2 separate regions of the Homo sapiens genome follow, and region 2 is linked to region 1. A link is a contact called in ENCODE Hi-C or POLR2A ChIA-PET data. All regions are on one chromosome and are shown on one strand. Each heading gives the region's core, a stretch centred on a gene start or an enhancer-like site at or near the end of the contact. The rest is flanking DNA. Distances are from core to core; before and after follow the strand shown. Region 1 holds the start of LINC02828 (long intergenic non-protein coding RNA 2828). Region 2 holds the start of RIPOR2 (RHO family interacting cell polarization regulator 2).

Region 1 (3,975 bases), core at 889-3,388:
AACTATATGAAGGCTGCATCTGGGAAATGGGTCTGGGTAGGGAAGAGGACTGTTGCTTTTTTATTGAGTGAAAGTAGCCAGACACAAAAATTTAGTGTTATATTTTCTACAATGTACATGATAAACATACTAAAAGAAAAGACAAGATGGGTCAGATTACAGAGGGCCTTATAAAAGACCAGGCATGGAAATTTAGAGTTGATTAAGGCCTGAAAATGGCACTGGCAATGGTGATAAAAGGATGAATTTAAACACTTAATAGAAAAAATCTAGAAAGTAAAATATCTGGATAGAAAATGATAGAGGTAAGTGAAGAGGACACCCAAGTTTTGGTGCGAGTAACTGTTACGGACTGAATTGTGCCTCCCCAAAATTCATATATTGAAATCCTAATCCCTAGTATGCTTCAGAATGTGCCTGTATTTAGAGATAAGACCTTTAAAGAGATGATTAAGGTTAAAAAATTATTAGAGAGGTGAAAAAGTTATTAGAGTGGTCTCCAATCCAATATGATTAATGTCCTTATAAGAAAAGGGAGAGAAACCAGAAATACATGCACAAAAGAAAGGCCATTGCTGGGTACAGTGGTGCATGCCTGTAATCCCAACAACTTGAGAAGCTAAAGCAGGAGCATTGCTTGAGCTCGGGAGTCTGAGGCAGCAGAATGAGACCCTGCCTCTGGTGCAAAAAATAAAATAAAATAAAAGCCATGTGAGGACCCACCAAGAAGATGGCCATCTGCAAGCCAAGGAGAGAGAGTTCAGGAGAAACCAAACCTGCCAGAATCTTGATCTTGGACTTCTGACCCAGAGAACTGTGAGAAAATAAATTTCTGTTGTTTTAGCTATCCAGTCTGTGGTGTTTTGTTATGGCAGCCTGAGCAGACTAAGACAGTGACTAAGAAAGTGACCATGCCATGACCACAGGCAGGAAAGTGGGAAAGGGAGCTAGTTTGAGAAGGGAGGTGATTTTGAATTGCAGCACCAGCCAGGCATAGTGGTTCATGCCTATAACCCCAGCACTTTGGAAAGCCAAGCCTAGAGCCCAGCCATGGGAGGTTTGCCTGAACCCAGGAGTTCAAGACCAGCCTGGGCAATATAGTGAGATGCCATCTCTACAAAAAACTCATAAATTATCTGGGCATGGTGGCTTGCATCTGTAGTCCCAGCTACTTGGGAAGCTGAGGCAGAAGGATTGCTTGAGCCCAGGAGCTTCAGGCTACAGTTATCTATCACAGCAGCACTGCACTCCAGTCTGGGTGACAGACTGAGACCTCATCTCAAAAATAAATATGTAAATAAGGCCAGGCATGGTGGCTCATGGCTGTAATCCCAGCACTTTGGCAGGCCAAGGCAGGCAGATTACTTTAGGTCAGGAGTTCAAGACTAGCTTGGCCAACATGGCAAAACCCCATCTCTACTAAAAATACAAAAAAATTAGCTTGGTGTGGTGGTGCACGCCTGTAATCCCAGCTACTCAGGAGACTGAGGTGGGAGGATCATTTGAGCCTGGGAGGCAGAGGTTGCAGTGAGCTGATATCTGACCACTGCCCTCCAGCCTGGGCTACAGTGTGAGACTCTGTCTCAAAAAATAAAAAATTAAAATAAATAAATAAATACATATATACATAAAATAAAATTTAAAATTGCAGCCCCAGTGAAATATGGCGGCTCACGCCTGTAATCCCAGCACTTTGGAAGGCCAAGGAGGGCAGATTACCTGCAGTCAGGAGTTCGAGACCACCTGGCCAACATGGTAAAACCCCATCTCTACTAAAAATACAAAAATTAGCCAGGCATGGTGGCACATGCCTGTAATTCCAGCTACTCGGGAGGCTGAGGAAGGAGAATTGCTTGAACCTGGGAGGCAGAGGTTGCAGTGAGCTGAGACAGAGCCACTGCACTCCAGCCTGGGAAACAGAGCAAGACTCCATCTCAAAAAAAAAAAAAAAAAAGAAAAGAAAGAAAGAAAGAAAGAAAAGAAAAAGAAAACAGAACAGGCCTTTTTAACCGCAGAGGTAATGGCTACAGGGAAGATAATGTGACTTTGGAGTGAAAGGATAGAGAGAATAGGGAGCAAGGGAATACGTAGCAAAGGAATGGCAAGAGAAATAAAAGGCAATAAAAAGGGAAGGAACTGCTAGCAAATAGGACAGAAGCCAAGGAAGCCGAACATTTGAGGTATGAGAAATCTTTTTTTTTTCTTTTTAATGCTGTAGAGAGAAACAGAGAAAGAAAAACCAGAAAAGAATAATGGATTTAACTAAAAAGAGGTCTTTGTTGACCTTTTAGAAAACAGTTTCAGTGTTGCTGGGAGGATGGAAACCGCATTGCCAAGTATGCAGTAGATGAGATTGTGGATAGAGAACAAATGCAACCCCAAGGCATTTACCATCCATTTAAGAGCTTAGGTAGCCCACAGAAAGTGTGCTGGGGGCTGGGCATGACTATCCACGGAGACCTGTTGTAGCGTTGAAGGTAAATGGGGAAGGAACCAATGAAGTGGGAGAATAAAGGAAGACCAAGTAGAAGTGAAGTCCTCTGAAGGTTTGCCTAGGATGGTTGGGAACACCTTAGATGAATTTATTTTAGAAAGGAGGGGGATAAGACTCCCAGAGAGGGAGGAGGCAAGGTGGAGAGATGGCGTACCAATACACAGAAGTAGAAATTAGAATAATTGTAGGAGCTTGAGACTTGGTAGTGGCATACACAAGAAATTCATTGAATGTGAAGTAAGGGAATGGAAGGAAAGCTTGAGGAGAGAAAGAAAACCCATTGGTAAGATTATGAATTTCATACAGGCAAAAATTCATAAGAATTTCATACGAATTCGGTAAAAGATACCAAGCAATAGTAATACTTATTCACTAACAAAAGCTCAAGCATCTGTAAAACAAAAGAAATAACAAAGAACTAAAGACAATCTGGGCCGTTTACGAAATCCATGTGTGTGACCTTAAAGAAGCTCTTTCCCGAATCATTTTCTGTTGTTGCATTGCTGTTTCCAGAGTTCTGGAATTCTATGCCACAAGCTGAACATTAAGGTCATTGATATCATCTGAAGCCAGGAAGAGTCTCTGCTAGGAAGACTTTTAGCACAAAATCAACTATTCTCTGCTCCAAGTAAAATGTCTAAACTGTCTGCAAAGGCAAATGGCTAAAAGCTTTGACAGGAATACTTCGTTAAGTGAGATTAGTCATGACCTCTTAGTAATATAAGCCTGAAGAAAGAAATGAAAGTTGGAAGTAAAGATATGAGTCATGCTGCAACTTGGTAGCTGGCATTCATTCAGGAGCTCAACAATGTCAGCAGATCTTAGGCTCCTTCCTTCTGCTCTGCCAGTCCTTATTCTTGTTAACTCATAAATTCAAAATGGCTGCCACAGCTCCCAACATCACAGTTCAAAGGCAGAAAACAGGGTAGTCAGGGTAAAAGTCTTTATCCTTCTGGGGCTACTCTTATCAGGCGAAAGATTACCTTTCCCAGTAGCCCTGTAGTAGACTTCCCCTCAAATCTCTTTGCCATATAACTGACTACTCTTAGATGTAAGGAAGGCTGACAGAAGGACACAGAATGGCTATGACTGGCTTAGCTAATAATGACTCATCTGCTAGGGCTGGGTACATTCCCCAGACAAAATAAGGCAGTGGGGCAGGAGCAGGGAAATGGCTGTTGAGTAAGCAACAGTGTCTGTCACAGTGAATTTAGCCCATATACATATAAGTTTGGTCTTAATTCTGTATCAAATTTTGTATGATATTTTCTGGGTTTTTGTTGTTGTTGTTACTTTTTGAACACTTCTCTACTGGACTGTATTTTCTTTGTGTTTGCATGTGTGTGTTTCCTAATAGTTTATAGGGAAATAAATTTTTGTTCTAGTGGTTACCTTATAACTACAAGTTTATATAATAAACCTAATCCTCTTTCTTCAAGCAAAACCAGTTGACTCCATACTATGAACACTGACAAAATTAG
Region 2 (3,975 bases), core at 1,062-3,561, 190 kb after region 1:
AAACATTATGCATCTACTATGAAGATAATCTGTACAACCGATAGGTATTACTGTCCCACTTCACCATTGAGGAGACCAAAGTTAGCTTGTATGGGTACCACGAAGCAGAACCAGAATCTGAGTCTGAATCTCGTTTGACTCCCAACTTATCAACCTGCACTACCTCCCTCACTTCCCACCTCAGAGCTAGCTGGTTACCTAGCTACCTGGAACCTGGGGACCTCAGCCATTCCACTACAACATGGTTAGTGAGGTTACAATAATCACCTTGGAAATGATGAATGCTCAGGAGAGAGAACACACAGGTTCATCCAGCCCTGCTTGGTCTTAACGCTTCCCTTCAGGATGGGGCCACGCATAATCCAGAGTGCAGTGCATCAGCCTATAGAGGGCGCTCTTAAGTATCATAGCCAGATGTAAAAGAGCAAAATTCCTATAGGCAAAGAAATGTGGGCTGGGCGTTTTGGAATGCCATTCCTGGAGGGAGGTGTGGGTGAATGATTGCCAATTTTTCCGTTCTAAGCTTATCTTCATAGTTGTGAGCATTTTTCAGGTCCTCAAAAGAGTTAGTATCTAAGTATAAATTTTCTCTTTAAGGTGTTTGCTTAAAGAGGAAACATCTTTAAGAAGTGAAAGCTGAAGAATGGGGCCTAAGATCAAACTTCAAGGTGTTGGTGGCCTAAACGCCTGCCATCAAAGTAACACAACAGAATGATAACTTGGTAAACAGCAGCGAAGCTCAATAGATATTCTTCAAATTGATTTAAGTTGTGATAAAAACCCAACTAATGATTTTAAATATTTCTGTAGCTAGAACAACATAGCAGAAAGACAACATCAAAATATTAACCATGATTACATTCTACATGACTAGATTACAAGGGGTTCTTTGCGACACTCTAATTTTTCTTCAGCGAACTTGTATTGCTTGGGTAATTACACATACACAAAAACCTTACTACTGTTCCTTTTAAAAAATTACTGAATAGAGTTTTTTAAAAAATTGCTAGACGTAGTTTCTTGCGGAAAATAATCAAATTCACGAGATTCTTGAGTCCAAATTTCCTTTATTTAGGTGGCTCCAAATTCTAAAAAAGCTTTTGCCTATAGCCCAATCTCATAGGCAGCATTTGAACAAAACATCCATCCAATGACTAGATCATCCCTTTAAAATCGCAACCTTTACAGTTAAATTCCAGTGGATAGGTCAAGTCATGGAAAAGCTGCAAGATGAGAACAGAAAACTGAGCAGTGCCAATGGGGATTGGAAGCTACCAGGGCTCCAGTATCCCGACTTGGGAAAAAAGAAAATTGGAAAAGGGAATGGAGGGTTGGAGTGCCAAGTATGTGTGAGGAAGAGTAAGAGAGAAGGACCCAGGCCGGGCATGGTAGCTCACGCCTGTAATCCCAGCACTTTGGGGGGCCAAGGAGGGTGGATCACCTGAAGTCAGGATTTCAAGACCAGCCTGGCCAACATGGCAAAATCCCATCTCTACTAAAAATACAAAAATTAGCTGGGCATGGTGGTGGGCGCCTGTAGTCCCAGCTACTTGGGAGGCTGAGGCAGGAGAATGACTTGAACCCGGGAGACGGAGGTTGCAGTGAGCTGAGATTGCACCACTGCACTCCAGCCTGAGCAACAAAGCAAGACTCTGTCTCAAAAAACAACAACAAAAAAAAAAAAAAAAAAAAAGAGAAGGACCGAGAGAAAGATAGACAGAGAGAGAGAGACAGAGAGAGAGAGAGACAGAAAGAGAGAAGTGCAAATCAAAGCAACATGGTACCATGAAAAACCACTCCTGGTCCATTTATTTAACTTCTTCCCTAGCAGCCCTGCTGTGCTCAAACCACTGTGACAGGCTTTCCTTAAGGTGTTAGACAAGAGATAGCACAGAAGAGAGACAAGGCAAAAAATTTAGTACTATTTTCCAGCCTAAACTAAACCTTTATTTTAGTCATGACTTTAAAAAATGTATTTGCGGGAATGACTCAACCCCTTGTTCCACCCCTTGCCTTGTGTATTCCTTCAGTGCCTAAGTTGATATTTGCAGCCACTACCTCACTCAGGATGCTTTGTTTTTATCATTTCAAAATACTCAAGTCCTTGCCCAAGCTGGGCAAAAGTGTCCAGTGGTGTCAAAACAAAGCAAAGCAGACCGGAGAGCCTCCTGCCAGAAAGATGCATTTACCTTCACCAAAAACATCATCCTCTTCATCGACCAGGAGCTCCTCAGCATCAAAAAACTGCATCTTGGAGAGGACAGGCGCGAGAAGCAGCAGGCAGCAGCCCCGGCAGTCTCAGCAGTCACACTGCCGACCGAGGTGATTTCCTTTCCTTGGGTTGCCCAAGCCCTCTGGAGGGCAGCTTCCGCATCTGCCCTGAAGAAAGCAGTTTCATTCATATGAATAGGCTTCTTGAGCCTTGTGAAGAGTGAATCCCAGGTGGGGTAATTCTCACCACTGAGGAGAAAGAATTTTTTGAAGAGGGCTGCAGATCCGGTTGGATATGAATACAGATATCACTCAAAGTCTGAATGCAATGAATTCTATTTCAAAGCAACAACTTTCATATTTCCTTAAAGAGGAAGGTGGGTGCTTAACTTTCTTGCTTATGAATTTGAACACAATGGGTTTTGTTGAAAGAGGGAGTTCATATTTCTCATATCTTGGTTTTGCTTCAATTACAATTTATCTGAAAGTAAAGCAAGCCACTATGTTAAACCAAAGCAGGCATTTAGAGGACAGAGCTTTTATTTTGCTCAGTAATAGTTGCATTTTTCTTTTCTTTTCTTTTCTTTTTTTCAAACCTCTTGCATTTAAGGATTGGAAACTTTACAGCATTTAAACCAAACTGAACCATATCTAGGCTTTATGTGGCTCGATTAAATCTATAGTCAATGAATAGATAACTGGTTTTGGTCAAACATCTTGCATTTCACAATATTTACTCAGTTTGATACTTCAGACTGTATCACTAAAGGAGAAAGAAGAAAATGTAACTCAAAAAGCAGTCCTCCCAAAGGGATGAGTGAACACTGAGCTTCTACGCGAGCACCATTGGCTGGCATCACCATATCGAGCTACCCAACGTGTGCCAAATTCTGTCTGGCTGCACAAACAAACACACATCTCTCTGAGTAATACTGAGACTTCATTTCGGGGTTTCCCAGAGCACTCCACTGTGTTGTAAGATCTCTTAGGTGGCCAGAAGCTTAGAAAATGCAAATGGAGATGACAGTGAGGAGCTGTTGACCCAAGGTGTTTATTTTTGGCACTTTATTTACTGCATGGTTTTGAAGATACTCCCAGTGTTACCCTAGAGAAACTGTCCCCTCCTCCTGTAACTGCAACCTTGAAATTGCACCATTTTCTCCCAGAAGAGACTGTGGACAACAGGGTTGGAGAAATCCAGCAGTGAGAAGGGATCACCCCAGAGGAATTCAGGAATCAGACACTGAGGGTTAACTGAGCAGCAACAGTCAGTTCATCCCTGCATTGGTGGCTGCAGCAGTTCCCAAAGACAGTGTACAGCTTGGGTCCTGCTGGGATCACCAATTGTTGTCAATCAGGGCTGGAACCATCCTTAGAGGAGAGCTTGGAAATGTCTGGGGTGTTTTGGGTGGCACAATGACTGGGGGTTATTACTGGTATTTAATGTCTTAGCACTCAGGGGCCCAGGGATATCAACCTTACCATAATGCATGGAACAGTAGCTCAACAGGAAGAACTGTCCAGCTCCAAATACCAATAATGCCCACCTTGAGACACACTGACAGGCAGAGAACTGGAGTTATCCTTTTCTCTAGCTCTCCTTTGCATCTCCCCTTTCTGACCCTTTTACCACCCCCTACCATGATCCCCACTTGAATGATGTTTCTGGACAAGGGTTGCACTTAGTTACATAAATTAAATTAATTAAAATGGGCCTAGGTGTAGGAAATTTGGATGTGGACTAAAGCTCTCTTTTGTGTGGTT

What was found. Hi-C counts contacts between places; a loop is a spot of excess contacts on that map. ChIA-PET counts read pairs that join two places held with the same protein, here RNA polymerase II (POLR2A). Pooled maps may share reads with other maps.
Region 2: a pooled map shows a loop between it and region 1 (3-fold over the local background). The contact joins the promoter of RIPOR2 here to the promoter of LINC02828 in region 1. A Hi-C loop is called at or near these places in 6 of 50 pooled maps. POLR2A ChIA-PET finds 5 or more read pairs at or near these places in 3 of 52 experiments (PC-9, activated B cell and activated CD4-positive, alpha-beta T cell).

Annotation. Positions count from the first base shown.
Region 1 is chr6:24,740,167-24,744,141 of GRCh38, forward strand. LINC02828 (long intergenic non-protein coding RNA 2828) reads left to right here and starts at 2,139. Exons shown (of 3, transcript NR_183315.1): 1 at 2,139-2,180. RefSeq lists an enhancer at 3,359-3,448.
Region 2 is chr6:24,933,649-24,937,623 of GRCh38, forward strand. RIPOR2 (RHO family interacting cell polarization regulator 2) reads right to left here and starts at 2,312. Exons shown (of 22, transcript NM_001286445.3): 1 at 2,190-2,312. The coding sequence starts at 2,250. LOC105374981 (a long non-coding RNA gene) reads left to right here and starts at 327. Exons shown (of 3, transcript XR_007059514.1): 1 at 327-416; 2 at 598-722. RefSeq lists an enhancer at 3,025-3,194.